Linked DNA regions of Homo sapiens: region 1 is linked to region 2. A link is a loop called in an ENCODE intact Hi-C map of the cell type or tissue named here. Cell type or tissue: endothelial cell of umbilical vein. All regions are shown on one strand. Each heading gives the region's core, and the rest is flanking DNA. Links, peaks and the distances in the headings are about the cores only. Region 1 overlaps LOC124901094 (a long non-coding RNA gene). Region 2 overlaps ARAP3 (ArfGAP with RhoGAP domain, ankyrin repeat and PH domain 3).

Region 1 (9,039 bases), core at 511-8,510, 92 kb after region 2:
TAATAACAGCCACAACCGAGCGGGAAACCGCTTGCCACTCTTCTGTTTCCCCAGCTCCTTCCTTCCAGTGCGGCCCCGGGGGCTCCCGGGCTGGCTCGGCCAGTAAAGGCCCTCCTCTCTCCCGCCCTTCAGTGCCGCAGGCATCCCGCGACTGGAAGGGGACCGGGCTGGGGCGGGCGCCGCTCTTAGGGGGACTGAGCAGGCCCTTTGCGACCCAGACCTGCTCTTAGAGGGGCGTGGGACGAGAGAAATCTGGAGGGGAGTCTTTTCTCTTGACCTTCGAGGAGGAAGAAGCAACAGCTGAGCCTTTAGGTCCGGGTCTTTGGGTGGTCCCCAAGCACACAGACCCCAAATCAGGGAGAGGCCAGACACGGCGTGGAGAAGGAAATGGAAAGTGGGACGTCTAGAGAGTTTCAGGGGCAAACGGGAGCGAGGAGCTGGCATTTGCATAGAATGAGGAAACCAAGTACTTGGGAAGATTACCTTTCTTAAAAGGAACAACAAAATCACTTTTTCTTCCTCCTGGCAGTCTCGCGTTGGACTCTTTATCCCTGTGTGTCTTGCATACACTCTCTGTCTCTCTCCAATGCCTTCCCTTTCACTATCATCTCCTTTCTTACTCGGGTCAGAATGCCTCCGAGATGTGTGCCAGGAGCCACCTCTTGTTCAAGGTTGAGAAGTAATTCTGCCCCGGGACTCTGGTTCAGGACCATGGAGAGCATCCTATAAGGGAGCGGTCCTCTCCCAAAATAAAACAAGAACCAAGAACCCTGTGGAGAGTAAGGGAGCAGGTGAAGTAGAAGTAGGGCGGGGGGGTGGCAAAAGAGAAGGTTATGGGCCAAGGTCATTCCCAGCCTGGTCCTCCTAGAATGCATGTCTCTGAAGTAGGACTCAGAATTTTTGCTGCCAGGGACCAAAGGCCTTGGTTCCTCCATACCCCCAGCCCCAGCCTCAACCACCACCACCACCACAGGGTGGGGAAGGAGAGGAGCAGCCTGTCCTTAGAGTGTGTGGTTCTGGAGCACAGCCCATGCCAGGAAGCTCTGGGAACCTTTCTGTGTAGAGTGCAAAGCTAAACACATGCACAGATCCTGGCACAGAGAACCATGTGACCCTCGAGCAGATGTTGGGGAGGCTGTGTGGGGTATGTTGGGTGTTACAACCCTACGGGTGAGGGGGTGCTCAAGGGTAGGGAGAATAGGAGACAGGAACCAGAGTTCTGTTAGGCTAGTTCATTCTGGCAGCTGCAGGCTTGGAGTGGGGGTCAGGCAGAGCCTTCCCTGGCCCCAGCTCTGAACTAATGGGACCCAGGAGTCTCCTCTTCCCTCTAGCAGCTCCCTCTGGATGGAACAAGGAGCCAGATTTCAGGAGCAGTCCAGATGTTCAGGGGAAATGCAGAGAAGTGGAGCAGATGGGACCTGGGATTCCTGTGGGGGCTGGGGAAGGAGGGCAGCAGCTGGAGGATGTGCTGGGGTAAGTACTAGAGCTAAGGCTGGCTTCAGCATGTGCCACGGCATGTGCCACAGTGTGTGCATAAGACATGGGGCTTGGTCAGAGAGCAGTCTAGGTCAGGTAGCCCTGGGTGCTTTCCTGGTACCAGCTACTAAGATCTGTCCTGAGCTGCCTCTAGCTGTGGCAAGGCCTGAGGGGTGTACCCTCCGTGCCAGGTGCTGTGCTGGGAAACAGAAGTGAGCAAGATAGACCTTGCCTCTGCTCTAGGAGAGTTCAGCCTTTCCCCTTAATGCAGGGCTCTGACTTTGGCCCAGGGAACCCATGTTTCCACCCCGAGGCCAGAGTGGCCATTCCTTTAGAGCTGGAGAAGAAAAGCCTTCCTTGCCCAGAGGCCTGAGTGAGATGGCCCACACTGTCCCTTCATTTTCTACCCTGGGAGACCAGTTCACCTTCCCACCCAGTGCCTCAATCCCTGGCCATGTCATCCCTGCTGTTCCTTGAAATTTCTATAGTTCTCGGGAAGCTGTGGGACAGACAAGGCAAAGGGGTCTGGACACTAATGGCAGGATGAATCTAGAACTGATATTGCTCCTGCCTTCCCCATGAACTCAAGAACCCTAAGGGCTTTTGTGTTCCACCCCTACTTTGCTGCATCTGGCTGTGGCCAGCTCATCATCATCACACCAGCCTGGGAGAATGGTCATGAGCTCCACTTGGTAGAAGAACAAACCAAGGTACAGAGAAGTAAAATCACGGGTTGACGGCACACCTCTTCAACAGAGCCTGTTTGAAGTTTGCATGGCTCTGTTTTTCCTCAACTCCTCCTCTAGGCAATATGGTCATTCTGGCTCTGCACACCAGCCAGTTGTGTAGCACCCTGGACTAGTAAGTAGCTTTTCCTCTCTGGGCCTCCATTTCCCTATCTGTAAAACAAAAGGGCCTAAATAGGATTATCTTGAAGAGCTCTTCCCATTTTGCTGTGCTGTAGCATCAAAACCACCGTCTGTACTGGGACAGGGCGCAGTGGGGGTAGACTGCATGCTGATGGTCCCCTAACTGAGGCAAGGCACTGACCAATCTACCACTTCTGCCAGATCTGTGGGGCACCCTAGAATGTCAAAATGCTTGGCTGGGGTGGGGGGTGGGGAGGATGGTCCTCTGTAGGCTGCAGTGCTAGGGTTGGAGTGGGGCTGAGGGAGCCCAGGCCCTGAGCCCAAGCTCTGCCTGCTGGGGAGGGAGAGCAGAGGGAGGTCTGGGGTGGAGAGTGGGGCTAGCTGGGCAGGCCAGAGCCATGTGGGCAGAGCCAGGCGGGCAGAGCAGAATGAGGCTCAAAGCTCCAGGGCTTTACAAATGGATTTTGCTGAAATGGAAATTTCCACCCATCCCTGAAATGAGCCTGGCAGTAAGGCCAGGTTTGGTGGGGGCTGCGGCAGCTGGGTACGTGGACAGGGACAAAAGCCAAACTGTCAAAGCCTCTCAGGCCTATCCACCCCTCTCCATGCCACCCAGCCCCCTCCTTCACCTCCTCCTCTGCTCAGGTCCTCCAGGCCCTCAGGGACCTGCTCATTCCTCCACACCTTTTTCTACCCTTCTCACTTTCTCTCTAGCCACTCTGTGCACTCTTACATCCCCTCCACACCTAGCACCCCCACCGCATACTCACTCTGGCTGCCTGTCACCCTGCATACCCCTCCCGCCTCTCCCTCCACCTCTCCTTCACACACCCCACACACCTGACACTTCCCTCCCCTCCTACTTTATCCTCACCCTGCCCTTTGACCCCTCACCTGCTTTGCGAACTCCTCCATCCTATCCACTCTACCTTCTATACCTGTTCACATGCCTGACACTTCCCCACTCCTGTTCACCCCTCACATCTCACACACCTCCCCCACACTTCATGTGCCCCCCTCACATCACTCTTTGGAATCCTCTCCTGCTCCTGACACTCCCGCACCCCCTACCACTCCCCTTGCACCCCTGCATGTACCACACCCCTCTCCCATCCCTAACCCTCTTCTCACCTCCTTACAGCCTTCCACCATAATTCTAGGCCAAATATCTCCTGGGGAAGAGCAGTGCTGTAGGGTCAGAATCATAGCTCAACGCCTCCTGGCTGGGTGAGCCAGGAGGTTCCCTAATTTCACTGCAACTGTTTCCTCATCTGTAAAATGGCTTTGACAACTGCTCCTGCCTCTTGGGATTGTTGTGTGGATTGAGTGGGCCAATGCTTGTAAATCCCTTTGCCTGGCACACAGAAGTGTTGATCGTGTTTATTGCCATTTAGTTGAATTGCCATTCATTGATACTTTGGGGAAAGAGGTCAGAGGTGAACTTGATAGCACAGGGCCAGAGTAACAGGATAAGAGCTAACTAGGCTGCTGGGAAAGGTAGTCAGCAACCCAGCCTGCAAGTGATGCGTTGACAAAGGTGAGTCGACAAAGGTGTGGCGCTCTCCCTCCCCACCTCCCACCCCCAGATGGACTGAACCTGAGACACTCCAAGGAGCCTGGACACCCTTTCCTCCCTAGGTTGCTGCCGGCTATTGCCACTGGAGGGCAACACACTGTCTCCCATGGACAGTGGGGTGTGGAGTGCTGGGAAGGGAGCTGCCTTCCATCACCCAACAGGCTTTTCTAGGAGCTGGAGCAGGGAAGAGGACAGGGCGCAGGCTGGGACTGGGAGGTCCCTGGAGGGCTCTCACTGGCTCCCTGCTGAGTGGGAGCGAATGGGGAGAATGTCAATGGAGGACAGAGTGCAGGAGCCAAATGGGGTCGGCAGGAGAGGTGTGGGGCTCGACTTGTTGTGGATTCCTTCCAGGGACTTCTGGTACTCAAGGCCTGTGTGGGAGTCGGGGACTGGCCTGGCCCCTCAGGAAACTGTGATCCCTGGAGACATTGGGATCCCCAGGACTGTGGGGAATGAGCTCCTTTGGCCCAGTGTGGAAGGCAGAGAGGAAGCCAAGGCAGGAGTAAGTGGAGAAGACCCTGAAGGCTGAATGAAGGGGGGACCACAGGTGAGAGACCTAGTGGCAGGACCCAGCGTAAGCAAGGGGAATCAAGAGGCTGATCTGGCTAGGACCTGGGCAGTGCAGGGGCATGTGTGGCCAGGCTCCAGCTCACTCCCCTAGGGCAGGGCCCAAAGAGCACAGCCACATGCCCTCATCCTCTAATTACATGTTGACTTATTACCCATTATTAATTAAACAGGAGCGCTGAGCTGCTCCAGGCTTCCTCCTGCCCCAGCCCCAAGTGCTGGGCACCAATCTTAGAGCCTGGGCTGAGCTGAGCCAATGATAGAAAGAAAGAGAGGTGGGAGTGTGGAGTTGTGGGGGACTGCCCCCACTGTCGGTGAAAGGGCAGTCACTGAGTGCTCACTCCGAGAAGTAGCCCTGGGTCTGGGGCCTGGAAGGAAGAGAAACGGATGGGTAGAGGAAGGGGAGCTTCCTAAGGATGGGGCAAGGGAGAGGGACGGAGAGCCCGATGGACGTGGGGAGCTGAGGAATGTGTGGAGAGTTGGCAAAGTCTGGAGGTTTGAGAGGCCAGGGGTGGGCAGGTTAGGGATGGGTGACTGCTGGACCGGGGGTGGACTATGTCTCTAGTAACTGCTGCAAGGTGCAGAGCATGTGCTTACGACCAAGGGGCTGCCTGTGAGTGAGGCTGAGCGTGTGCCTGCGGCTCTGCACTTGCGGGCTTGTTCCTCTGAAACTGGGTCTTTGTCGCCGTCTTGAACACCCAGCGCTGCGGGGGAGGGGAGGAAGCACCGGGAGATTGAATTACCTTTCAAATCTAAAGCCTGAATTCCTCCAGGCCCGGCAGGTGGGCGTGTGCACACATTCCCGAGAGCATTGTGGGATGTTGGCTGTCACTAGGGAGCCACGAGGTTTCCTTTCCACGGGCAAGGAAAAAGAGAAGCCTGTGACCCCGGAGAGGAGGAGGGAGCCAGGGAGGGAGAGAATATCTGACTTGGCCCCAGCCTGCAGCCCCTCAGACAGGACTAGGGAGGCCTTGGTTATAATCCTGACACTGCTACGATCTAGCCACACGTGACACTGGCATATGACAACCTCCCTGGTTTTCTCATCTAAAAAGAGGATAATAATAGTGATAACAGCCGGCATGAACCAGCCTTTGTGCCAGGCACTGTGCTAAGAATTTTCTTTCTTTTTCTTTTCTTTTCTTTTTTTTTTTTTTTTGAGACAGGGTCTGGTGCTGTTGCCCAGGCTGGAGTGTAGTGGCAAGATCAAGGCTCACTGCAGCCTAGACCTCCCCGACTCAAGTGATCCTCCCACCTCAGCACACCCCGTACCCCACCAGTAGCTGGGACTACAGGCACTGTGGGGTTTTGCCATGTTGCCCAGGCTGGTCTCGAACTCCTGGGCTCAAGTGGTCTGCCTGTCTCAACCTCCCAAAGTGCAGAGATTAAGGGCGTGAGCCACCACGTTCAGCCCAGGCACTTTATTTCTTTATGTCTTCATACAACCCTATAGGGTAGGTATTCTTAACCTCCCTATTTTGAAGACGAGAAACCAGGCTCAGAGAGGTTAAGTGATTTTCCTGTGTCTCACACAGCTGGTAAGTGGGAAGGCTGAGACTCTGTCTGACCCCAGAGCCTTGCCCTGAATAGCCTATGTTACCCATATATCAGGGGACAGGGGATATATGAGGAGTAAATGAGATAATGCACATAATGAAGTATTTAGAGCCGGGCATGGTGGCTCACACCTGCAATCCCAGCAACTTGGGAGGCCGAGGCAGGCAAATCATCTGAGGTTGGGAGTTCGAGACCAGCCCGACCAGCATGGAGAAACCCCGTCTCTACTAGAAATACAAAATTAACCAGGTGTGGTGGCACATGCCTATAATCCCAGCTACTTGGGAGGCTGAGGCAGGAGAATCGCTTGAACCCGGGAGGTGATGGTTGCGGTGAGGCGAGATCGCACCATTGCACTCCAGCCTGGGCAACAGGAGCCAAACTCCGTCTCAAAAAAAAAAAAAATATTTAGCCTAGTGCCTTGCACACAACGAGTGCTCAAGAAATATACTGTTAATGTTTTTATTATTTGTTCATCTGTACCGGTGCTCAGATGTTTCATTTTATGGCTGCTCAGGTGGCAGGGGGCTGAGGAGGGGATGGAGAGGCTGGTTATGGGCCTGGGAGAGGGGAAGTTAGCTGCAGGGAGGCTGTGGGGCAGGGGGCCGGTGGGCTGAGATGGGAGTAGGAGCCTGCATGCAGAAAGCAGGGGAGGGTGAGGCGAGCAGAGTGGAGGAAACAGAAGTGAGTGACTATGTATTTACTTAAAGACTTTGCTCCGGTGAGCGCCTCATTGGCCAGACATCTGGTTTCTCTGGGCATCCCCAGGGAATGGAAGTCAGACAGTATTACTTCAGTAGCTCTGATGCCATCTACCTCAGGCTGGCTTGTACTCATGGGGCTCAGGATGCTCCCCTGCAGAGTGGGGACCAAGAGCTACAGGCCTGGTCTAGAGCTCACTGGGAGGAAGTGGGAGTCCCTTCTGGCAGCCAGTTGGTCACTCTCCTCTCACCTGCTCCAAGCTAGAAGCAATGGGATTTGACCCCTGCACACACTCCTCCTCCCCCTCCTGACCTTTCCTCCTAAATATGGTGGTGGGTAATGGCCAGGAGCTGAGGAGGGCACTGAGGAAATCCTCCTCCATGCCGTTCCCCTCCGTAGTCACTTGGAGAAGAGGCCTGATGGAGAGGGGTCCACCAGGCGGCTGCCCGGGGCACTCATCTCTAAGGGGCACTAAAACTTCACTAGTCACCTAATGAGTTGGAGAAAAGAGTATCTACCAGGCACAAGCCGCTGTGGGGGTGGAGGGTGTTGGCAGGAACACTTCTATAAGCTGCTAGGTACAGAGGTGAGATCCCCAGGGGCCGACGGGCTACAATTGTTCATTAAACTCCCTTCCCTTCCGAGGGGGCGGGTCCTGGAGAACCAAAGAGTTTTGGTGAAGCTCAGTAGGGCAAGCAAGGTTAGGGCCGGCAGTGAACTGTTCAGCAGGTGGAGGAGAGGCTGAGGGCTGTGAGCAGGCCCCCTTCTCTGCACAGTCTCCGCGCAGCTTCTCTTCCAAATAAATATTGAACAAATATTGAAAGAGTGTTGGTTTGAAGAGGCACCAAATTATTAGCCTGCCCTTGGCTCTAATTTCCCAGTCCAACCCTGTTGCAAAAGTACCATAATGATGGCTTTAATGATTCCCTTCCTGTCTTGGTTCATGCCTGCATCTCATTCATTCATTTATTCATTCTCTCATTCACTCACTTAACAAAGCTTTCCAAGCACCTACTATGTGCCAGGCACTGTTCCAGGCACTAGCAATAAACAACAAACTGCTTCTTCCCTCCTACTTCTCACCACCTCCTGTGTGATTGAACCAGTAAGTGTTTAGAGTCTTGTGTGCTTAGATTGGATTGGGTGGGGGTGAATCAGAAGTCTGGAGCTCGGCTTCTGCCCCAGGAAGAAACCATTCCCTTGGGTGACAAGGAGCCATGGTAAAGGTACCATTTTTGTGCCTGTCCACAGCTTAGCCCCACCTCCCCAGCTTTTCTTGCCCTCAAGACCTGGTGTAGTCTTATAAATTCACTGTGTCCGGGAAAGGGTGTGTGTGTGTGTGTGTGTGTGTGTGTGTGTGTGTGTGTGTGTGTTTTGATATCAAGGAGGGTCTTTGCAGAGAGGCTGCATTCTCCCTAAGCATAGCTCTGAACTGGGCAGCTGGGTGTGGGGAGCTGGGTAGAGGGGAACAGCGGATGATTCTAGACTCCTCCCTCACACCTGTTGTACACCCCACCTGAGCCTCTCTGATGGGTAGCGTTGCCTACAGGAACCCAGCACCCAAACAGGAGACCAGGGGTTTCTCTCAATCACCTGGAGAGAGGACCTGCAGGAAGCCAAGAGGTAGGAGGGACCCTGGGACTTGACAGTCATATTCCCTGAGAAGTGCAACATACAAGACATCCTTAGAGCACATACTCTCTCTCGCCCACTACTACCACCCTAGGGCTCCACTCAGCTGCCTGGACTTCTGCACCTAATTCCAGTACTGAAAGGTAGGAAGAGGTCCAGTCCTGACAGGCTTGTCCCACCCATCCTACATGGCTTGAAGGGAGAGGGAGAGGAAACCCGTGAAGCCACTTTCGGGAAAGTGGGAAATCCCCTGCCCTAACCCTGGATCCTGGGCAATGGCTGCTGCCACAGAGGAAGGCTGTGAGGCAGGGGCGTATATGGGGAGAACTGGGGGCTGGGTCTTACATGCTCAGAAAGAGGGGGCCTATATCTGCACAGGCGTCCCCCCTACACTGTCTGACAGAATGAGATGCGTCCTTGCCGTCTCTATTTTTAGTCAGAACTGGAAGGAAAGGAAGTTCGAGGGCCAAGCCACCAGCCCCAGCTCCTGCTGCCAGCACCCACGCCACGTGGTGCGGGGGCGCTGGAGGAGCCCCGAGTCCCAGCTCCTCGGGGAGGCAGGCATGGCTCACCTCCCACCTGCCAGCAAGGCTTGGGCCTGATGGATCTCCAAGCAAGGGGACATGCTCTGGGTTGGGGGCTGGGGAGGAAGCGCTGCCT
Region 2 (8,000 bases), core at 1-8,000:
AGTGGCAGCTGGTACAGAGGGAGGGATTTTTAGGCACAAATGCAGGATGGATGTGTCTCTGCCCCCTTCCCACCTCCCCCTGAGCCAAGTCTCTGGATGATCCCCCAGGGTGGGAAGTGATGGGGCGGAGGGCTGCCAAACCATGGATTCTGGTGGGGGAAGGCAGAGATCCTGGTTGGGCCTTGGCTCTCAGGGATCTTAGGAATACCAGCAGCCTCCCTCCAGCGAGGCAGCAACCGTGCAGAGGTCACAGGGTCATCGAGCTCACGAAAGAAGCGTTTGAGTGTGTCAGTGACATCCTCCACAAAGTGCTCCCCTGGTCGGAGCTTCACCGACCGGGCATCCCGACGGAACTCAGCCAGGAGTCTCAGGCTGCGGGCACGAGCGCCCCCTTTCCGGTATACACCTTCCAGCCGGAGCCCTGAGGAGAGCCAGCCGTCTCTGCTCACCATGGTGCAAAGGCTACCACCACCCACCACGGCCCATCTGTGGCCTCCCTATGTGGTATGTGGCTGATGGGGGCATGGGATTCAGAGAGGAGGAGATCTATGCCTCCATGTTCTTGATTCTCAGGTCTCTGCTGGAGTCCTCATCCTCAGAAAGTCCTTCCCTGACCTCACTGTCACAAGTACAACCCCCATCACACTGTATCTCCTCACCACTTTTATTTTTAAATAGCACTCTCTGAAATCACTTTATAGTCCACCCTTATTATCTGTGGATTCCATATCTGCACATTCTCCTACTTGCTAAAAGTTATTTGTAACCCCAAAATCAATACTTTTGGCATTTTCATCATCATTTATGAACAGAGTGAAGAAAAATTTAAGTCCCCTCCCCAATGTGCATGTTCTTACTCTAAACAAGTGTATCCTTTTAATGGTATATTTACAGCCATATTTTTGTGCTTTTTGTTGGTGACTTCACTGTTTAAAATGGCCCAAGTATAGTGCTGAAATGCTGTCTAGTGTTTCTACGTGTGAGAAAGCTGTGACATGCCTTACAGAGAAAATACATGTGTTAGATTAGCTTGAGTTACAGTGCTGTTGGCCTTGAGTTCAGTGTTAACAAATCAAACAATATATATAAAATAAGGTCTCTTTACACAGAAAAACACACAAAACAAGGATACATATTGATCACTTGACTAAAATGTTATTGTAACCAGAGGCTAGCAGGAAGCTAACCCTGTATTTCCTCTGGGGCAGTGATCCAGTATTCACTAATTAAATGTTTGCAGTGACTTAGAGCATAACTACCACAAATAACAAGAACAGACTATATTTGTTTTCTTATTTATTACCTAAGAGATGGGTAATAAATAAGCTTCCTAGGACCCTCCTAGGACCCACCCTGCTTACTGCCATATCCCCAGTGTCTGACACACGGTAGCAGCTCAACCAATGTATGCTGACTAAACAATGGTGGTGCAGGAACCTTGGAGGGGAGGGGATGAACACCCAGATTCTTTCTTTTTAATTGAGACAGAGTTTTGCTCTTTCACCCGGGGTGGAGTGAAGTGGTGCCATCTCAGCTCACTGCAACCTCACCTCACAGCAATTCTCCTGCCTCAGCCTCCTGGGTAGCTGGGATTACAGGCACCCGCCACCATGGCTGGCTAATTTTTGTATTTTAATAGAAACAGGGTTTCACCATGTTGGCCAGGCTGGTCTTGAACTCCTGACCTCAGGTGATCCACCTGCCTCGGCTTCCCAAAGTGCTGGGATTACACACTTGAACCACCACGCCCGGCCCCATATTCTTTCTTCAGGGCTTTCTCACTGGGCCTCTGACTTATTTCCTCCTTCGAACACGAGAGAGGCTGAGAAGAGGATAAGGATGTAGCGAGTGGGGGAGGTCACTGAACAAGGCCACTGCCAAGGCATGGAAAATGTTATTAGCCACTGACTTTCCATGTCCCATGACTAGTAACAATTATGTGTATGTTTGTGGAGGCGCTGTTTTTTTCCTTACAGTCAGCCCTCTGTATCCATGGGCTCCACAACTGCAGATTCAACCGACATCAAAAATATTTGGAAAAAAACCCCAAGATAACAATATAACAACAACAAAATACAAATAAAAACAATACAGCATAACAACTATTTCCACAGCACTTGCATTGTATTAGGTATTATAAATGATCTAGGGATCTGCCCACCTTAGTTTTCTGTGAATTTTCCTTCTTAAGAGTCCAGCCTTCTAAAGAGGGTTCACAGGAGAAATAGATTCTTTTCGGTCCTTATTTAGGATAAAAAACTTACAAAGGGCCAGGTGTGGTGGCTCACACCTGTAATCCCAGCACTTTGGGAGGCCAAGGTGGGTGGATCACCTGAGGTCAGGAATTTGAGACCAGCCTGGCCAACATGGTAAAACTCACCTGTACTAAAAATATAAAAATTATCCAGGTGTGGTGGGGCACGCCTGCAATCCCAGCTACTTGGGAGGCTGAGGCAGGAGAATTGCTTGAACCCGAGAAGCGGAGGTTGCAGTGAGCTGAGATCATGCCACTGCACTCCAGCTTGGGCAACAGAGCAAGACTCCATCTCAAAAAAAAAGCAAACAACAACAACCAAAAAAACTCACAAAGAATTATGGGGGCCACTTGCACAGCTGACCATTTAAGCCCAGAAAACCTCCCACACAGAATAATTCTGCTTAAAACTTCTGGGAATGTGCTGCACAGCTCAGCTCTCACCTCGCAGCTGCTCGCTGTTTGCCATGGCTCTGTGTCCTCAGTCACATTTTCAGTGCTCCTCCCCTACTCCACACTCTGACGAAACTTCTGAACACTTACTACATGCCAGGCCCTGCGCTCAAGGCTTGACAGGCATTGTCTCACTGTCACAATTATCCTGGAAAATGAGGACCGTTGGCCCCATTTTACAGATGATGGAACTGAGGTTCAGAAAAGCAAAGCAGCCTGCCAAGAGTCAAATGACCAGCTGGGGTCCAGCTGCAGTTTCTGGAGGCAAAGCTCTTCCAGGCTGTGCTCACGTTCCACCCTGGCTGTGCTCACGTTCTCCACCCCCTCATCACCCCCACCCCCCACCCCCATTGGCTCAGTACCAGCCAGTGCCTACTCACCATGCTGGGTAACAAAACTGATGCAGGCATCCACGATGATGGGGATGTCACCCCGGCTCATCTGCTGCTCCTGCAGCCCTGTGCCGCCCCCACCAGCCGCGCCCCCAATGGCTGCGTTCCATGCCGTGAAGTCCAGCCGGCCCTCTCCTTGCAGATACAGGGTCCTGAGACCCCAGAGGCCTGAATCAGAGCCAGCTCCGACAGGCCCAGATGCATGGGGACCAGACTTCCCAGAGCCACCAGCAGAGGGCAGCAACACCCAACCCAAATCATCCTGGAGCAAGGGAAGAAACTTTGAGGAAGTGGGCAATGGCCCAGCAGGCCAGGTTGCAGAGTATGGGCTCTGCTCCAGGAAGGGGAGCCCCAGGTCAAGGGCAGGGGCAATTTACCTTCCTGTCTCCACCAGGACCAAATGCTCTTTCTTATCTGGGGTGTCAGCTGCAGAAACCACACCTGGGAGGAGAATCAGTGGACATTTTCATGATTATCGTCTTCATTATAGAGACTATTATTTATTAAATGCTTAACGTGCATAGATGCCAGGCTAGGAGCATTACAAAAAACGTTCAGTTGAATCCTATGAGTTATGTACTATTATTCCCATTTTATAGGTGACACATTAATCTCAGAAAGTTTAAGTAACTTGCCCCAGATTACTTGCTATAAAATGGCAAGGCTGAGCACAAACCCAGGTCTCTTGTTTCCAAAGTCCTAAAATATTATCTTACATTGTTCCTCTTTTAGGAGAAAGGAAAGCAGTGAGGGCACCCAGTCCCCTCTCCCAGGACCCAACCAGCAAGTGATTCCAAATAATAATAATATTTATAGACCGGGCGCAGTGGCTCACTCCTGTAATCCCAGCACTGTGGGAGGCCAAGGTGGGTGGATCACCTGAGGTCAGGAGTTCAAGACCAGCCTGGCCAACATGGTGAAACCCCTTCTCTACTAAAAATACAAAAATTAGCTGGGCGTGGTGGCGGACACCTGTAATCCCAGCTACTTGGGAGGCTGAGGCAGGAGAATTGCTTGAACCTGGGAGGCGGAGGTTGCAGTGAGTTGAGGAGTTGAGATCATGCCCTTGCACTCCAGCCTGGGGGACAGAGCGTGACTCTGTCTCCAAAAAAAAAAAAAAATAATAATAATAATAATAATAACAACATTTATTGAGCACTTAAAAAATGCTTGTCAGGCTCTGCGATACATGTTTTAGATGCATTACCCTATTTGAACCTCACTACAACCCTCTGAGGAAGGTGTTATTATTGTGCCCATTTTAAAGATGAGGAAACTAAGGCACAGAGAGGTTAAATAACTTGTCCAGGGATATACAGCTAGGAAGTGATGAAGGTGGGGTCTAAAGCTGGGCAGTTTCCCTTCAGAGCTTGTACCTGAAGCCACCATGTTCTGCTGTTTCCCATAAGAACCCCCAAATAATAAAGGTCTGCTTCCATGCACCCGCATGGCCACCCTTCATCCCTGTCCCCCCAAACCTCCCCGCTTACTGATCTCCTGTAGCCGCCGCAGATGCACCATGTCCTCAGGGGCTGGGGGGCCTGGGCCCGGCGCTGAGCACAGGAAGAGGTGGTCACCACGAAGGAGGCCAAACCCTGACAGCCAGAGACCAGGGGCCGGGGCTGTATGGGAGGGGGACCGCAGCCATAGGCGGCCCAGCCGCAGCAGCCCGGGGCCCAGCAGCTGGTGGCAGCTCAGCGGGGAGAACCACTGTAGAGGCAGGGGGAGGACAGGAGAAAGGGGGATGGGGGAAGAGACAAGGAATAGGGGAGAGAAATGAGAGTGACCGGGGTAGCGAAAAGCAGAGAAAAACATGAAGAGAAAGCAGAAGAAAAGCAGGAATGAAAAGGGATGCGAGAGAGCAGAGGAGACAGCCAAGGAGGAGACATGAGATGGTTGGAGAAAGACAGGAAAGAAATTCAATTCAATTCAATTCAGTTTGCTCTCCCCAACATAAAGAAGACCCCTGTGTGGCAGCCTCATGCCCTTAATTGAGGTGTGGGTATAAGAAAGAATACTCATTCTTGTGCAGTGCCGTGATCATGGCTCACTGCAGCCTCGACCTCCCCCAGCTCAGGTGATCTTCCCACCTCAGCCTCCTGAGTAGCTGGGACTACAGGAGCATGCCATCACACCTGGCTAATTTTTTTTTACTTTTTTTGTAGAGATAGGGTTTTGCCATGTTGCCCAGGCTGGTCTCGAACTCCCACCTTGGCCTCCCAAAGTCCTGGAATTACAGACATGAGCCACTGCGCCCAGCCAAAAAGGCATACTCATTCTTTATAGCCAAAAATGCTACACCTGAAGACTCATGATGCCCTGGGAAATCCCACCACCCTAGGGGGCTGGGGAGAAGCTTCATAGAGGAAAGGATGTTTGAGGTTGACTGCAAAGCAGTGCTTCTCAAACTACCTGCAGTAAATTGCAGTAAAGGACCAGGGTTTTTTCCTTTTTCCTTCTTAAAGTCCCAAGCTGTCACTAACCAATAGTGTACTTTCTTTCTTTTTTTTTTTTTTTGAAATGGAGTTTTGCTCTTCTCTCCCAGGGTGGAGTACAGTGGCATGATCTCGGCTCACTGCAACCTCTGCCTCCCGGGTTCAAGAGATTCTCCTGCCTCAGCCTCCCGAGTAGCTGGGACTATAGGCGCTAATGTCTGGCTAATTTTTTGTATTTTTAGTAGAGACGGGGTTTCACCATGTTGCATGGCTGGTCTCAAACTCCTGACCTCAGGTGATCCACCTGCCTCGGCCTCCCAAAGTGTTGGGATTAGAGGCATGAGCCACCACGCCCGGCCAGTACTGTATTTTCATTAAAAATAATATAAGTGGCCAGGTGCGGTGGCTCAAGCCTGTAATCCCAGCACTTTGGGAGGCCGAGGCAGGCAGATCACCTGAGGTCAGGAGTTCGAGACCAGCCTGGCCAACATGGTGAAACCCCATCTCTACCAAAAATACAAAAATTAGCCGGGCGAGGTCATGTGCGCCTGTAGTCCCAGCTACTCAGGAGGCTGAGGCAAGAGAATCGCTTGAACCCAAGAAGCGGAGGTTGCAGTGAGCCAAGATCTCTTCACCGCACTGTAGCCTGGGAGACAAGAGCGAAACTCCATCTCAAAAAGAAAATAATAATAATAATAAAAATGAGTTGCTAGAAAATCTGGATGAAAAAATGAAGAATACAACCCGACCCGCTTTTTTTTTTGAGACAGGGCCTCACTTAGGCTGGAGTGCAGTGGCATGATCACAGCTCACTGTAGGCTCAAACCTCCGAGGCTCAAGCAATCCTTCCACCTCAGCCTCCCCAGTAGCTGGGACTATAGGTGAGCACCATCATGCCTGGCTAATTCTTATTTTTTGTAGAGACAGGGTCCCAGGTTGCTCTCAAACTCCTGGGCTCAAGCAATCCTCCCGCCTCAGCCTCCCTAAGTGCTGGGAATTGCAAGTGTGAGCCACCACCCCTGGCCCAAGCCCTTTTTTTATAATTAGATTCAACACATAAAATTACTATGTCAAATTGCTATAAAATATTCTAAATGCTTACTCTCAAGTTCTGTGCTTATCCTGTCATGGACCATAACACATAGTCCAGGGGCTAGTATGGTGTGACAGTCTTCACAGCACCCTCCGGGTAGCACTGCCTTAAAGGATGGGATAGCTTTTTGGAAAGTGTAGATAATAATGAGAGGAGACTTAAACCTGGTTGGGAGGGCCACGACAGAGCCCTGAAAAGATATGGAGACAATGTGTTAGTGTGAGGAGTTGTAGGAGACCTGGGAGAAGGGGGTCAAAAGCCAGAGCAGTGGAGCATTTCCCATACAGGAGTGCCGGATGCTGCAGAGATGACCTGGTGAGGCTGGGAGGCAGCCTTGGCCTTTGGAAATGGGAAGGCACTGGTGACCTGCCAGGTAGCAGTTCAGGAGGGCATGGGCAGAGGAGGGTAGCTGCAAGGGGTCAAAGGGGAACTGCAGGCTGCACACGACTTTCTGACGCATTGTCAGGAGGGAAAGGAAGGCACCAGGGTGAAAAGTTGAAGATGGAACAGATCTTAGGGAAAAGCTGTCTTAGGATGGGAGAGACTGTCGTCATCATCGTCATCATCACTACCATCATTATTATTTCAACGCCCACATACTGAGGGCTTGCTGTGTGTGGGCCTCACATGTCATTTAATCCTCAACCCTAGGGGGTGAGTCTTTTACGCCCACCCTACAGATGTGGAAAAGCTCACAAGGCTGAGAGTTGTGACTCAAATCCCAGGATGTCTGACTCCAGGGCCTGAATTTTCAGTTTTGGGAATGGCATACAGGAGAGAGATACTGGCTTATCTAAGAATGGAGAAGCTGGGAAATATGAAGGTAGCTTTGCCTCCGGGCCTGCTGGAAAACTGGAGCAGAGGGTGGGTAGTGGGAATCAGAGCCAGCTTCTTCGTGGGAGGAGGCATTGGCACAGTGAGGTTTGGGCCGTGAGCTTTGCAGACAGAGGCCTGAATTTTAGTCCTGTGCTCTGCTGCCTCCTAGCTCTGTGACCTTGACCAAGTGAATTCGTAAACTCTAAAACTTAGTTTCCTTATACTTAAAACCTCACCTCAGAGAGTGGTTGTGAAAATTAAATGAGATATCGAGTGGGCAGTGCTTAACACAGGGCCTGGCACAGAATATGTGCTCAGTCACCCTTAGCTGTTAGTGGAAGAAGTGGCTGTAGGAATAAGAGAGGAGAAGATGGGAGCACGTGGGGACAAGGAAAGCATGAGATGCTGCAGAGGGCGCTCTCCTGTCTCACCTTGCCCACAGCACTAGTCCAGGCCTCCAGACTGTCAGCTCCATCTGTGCCAAAATGCTGGATCCTCCCCCCAGCGAGGATGAGCTCAAAGGAAAAGGGGAACCTGGAGAGAAGATGAGGTCAGGG

The links. Hi-C counts contacts between places; a loop is a spot of excess contacts. Peaks named below come from ENCODE experiments on the same cell type or tissue, not always from the same donor. Only the 100,000 strongest peaks of a DNase experiment are listed, where the experiment ranks them.
Region 1: a loop joins it to region 2, with 10 times the contacts of the local background. A loop is called at or near these places in 3 of 110 quality-filtered maps.

What each region holds. Positions count from the first base shown.
Region 1 is chr5:141,753,590-141,762,628 of GRCh38, forward strand. It overlaps LOC124901094 (a long non-coding RNA gene), which reads right to left. Exons shown (of 2, transcript XR_007058975.1): 2 at 3,710-9,039. Among named protein-coding and RNA genes, the nearest start is that of ARAP3, 76 kb to the left of the region's middle. RefSeq lists enhancers at 3,982-4,551, 4,552-5,120, 5,121-5,690, 8,438-8,938. In endothelial cell of umbilical vein, for the core only: a CTCF peak has its summit at 4,009 (motif pointing right); DNase peaks (open chromatin) are centred at 692 and 4,042; H3K27me3 peaks cover 1,975 bases.
Region 2 is chr5:141,661,835-141,669,834 of GRCh38, forward strand. ARAP3 (ArfGAP with RhoGAP domain, ankyrin repeat and PH domain 3) reads right to left here. Exons shown (of 33, transcript NM_022481.6): 16 at 7,875-7,977; 17 at 4,590-4,809; 18 at 3,477-3,540; 19 at 3,088-3,251; 20 at 209-421. Among named protein-coding and RNA genes, the nearest start is that of FCHSD1, 14 kb to the left of the region's middle. RefSeq lists a silencer at 3,338-3,407. In endothelial cell of umbilical vein, for the core only: a CTCF peak has its summit at 3,327 (motif pointing right); DNase peaks (open chromatin) are centred at 1,877 and 3,377; H3K27ac peaks cover 344 bases.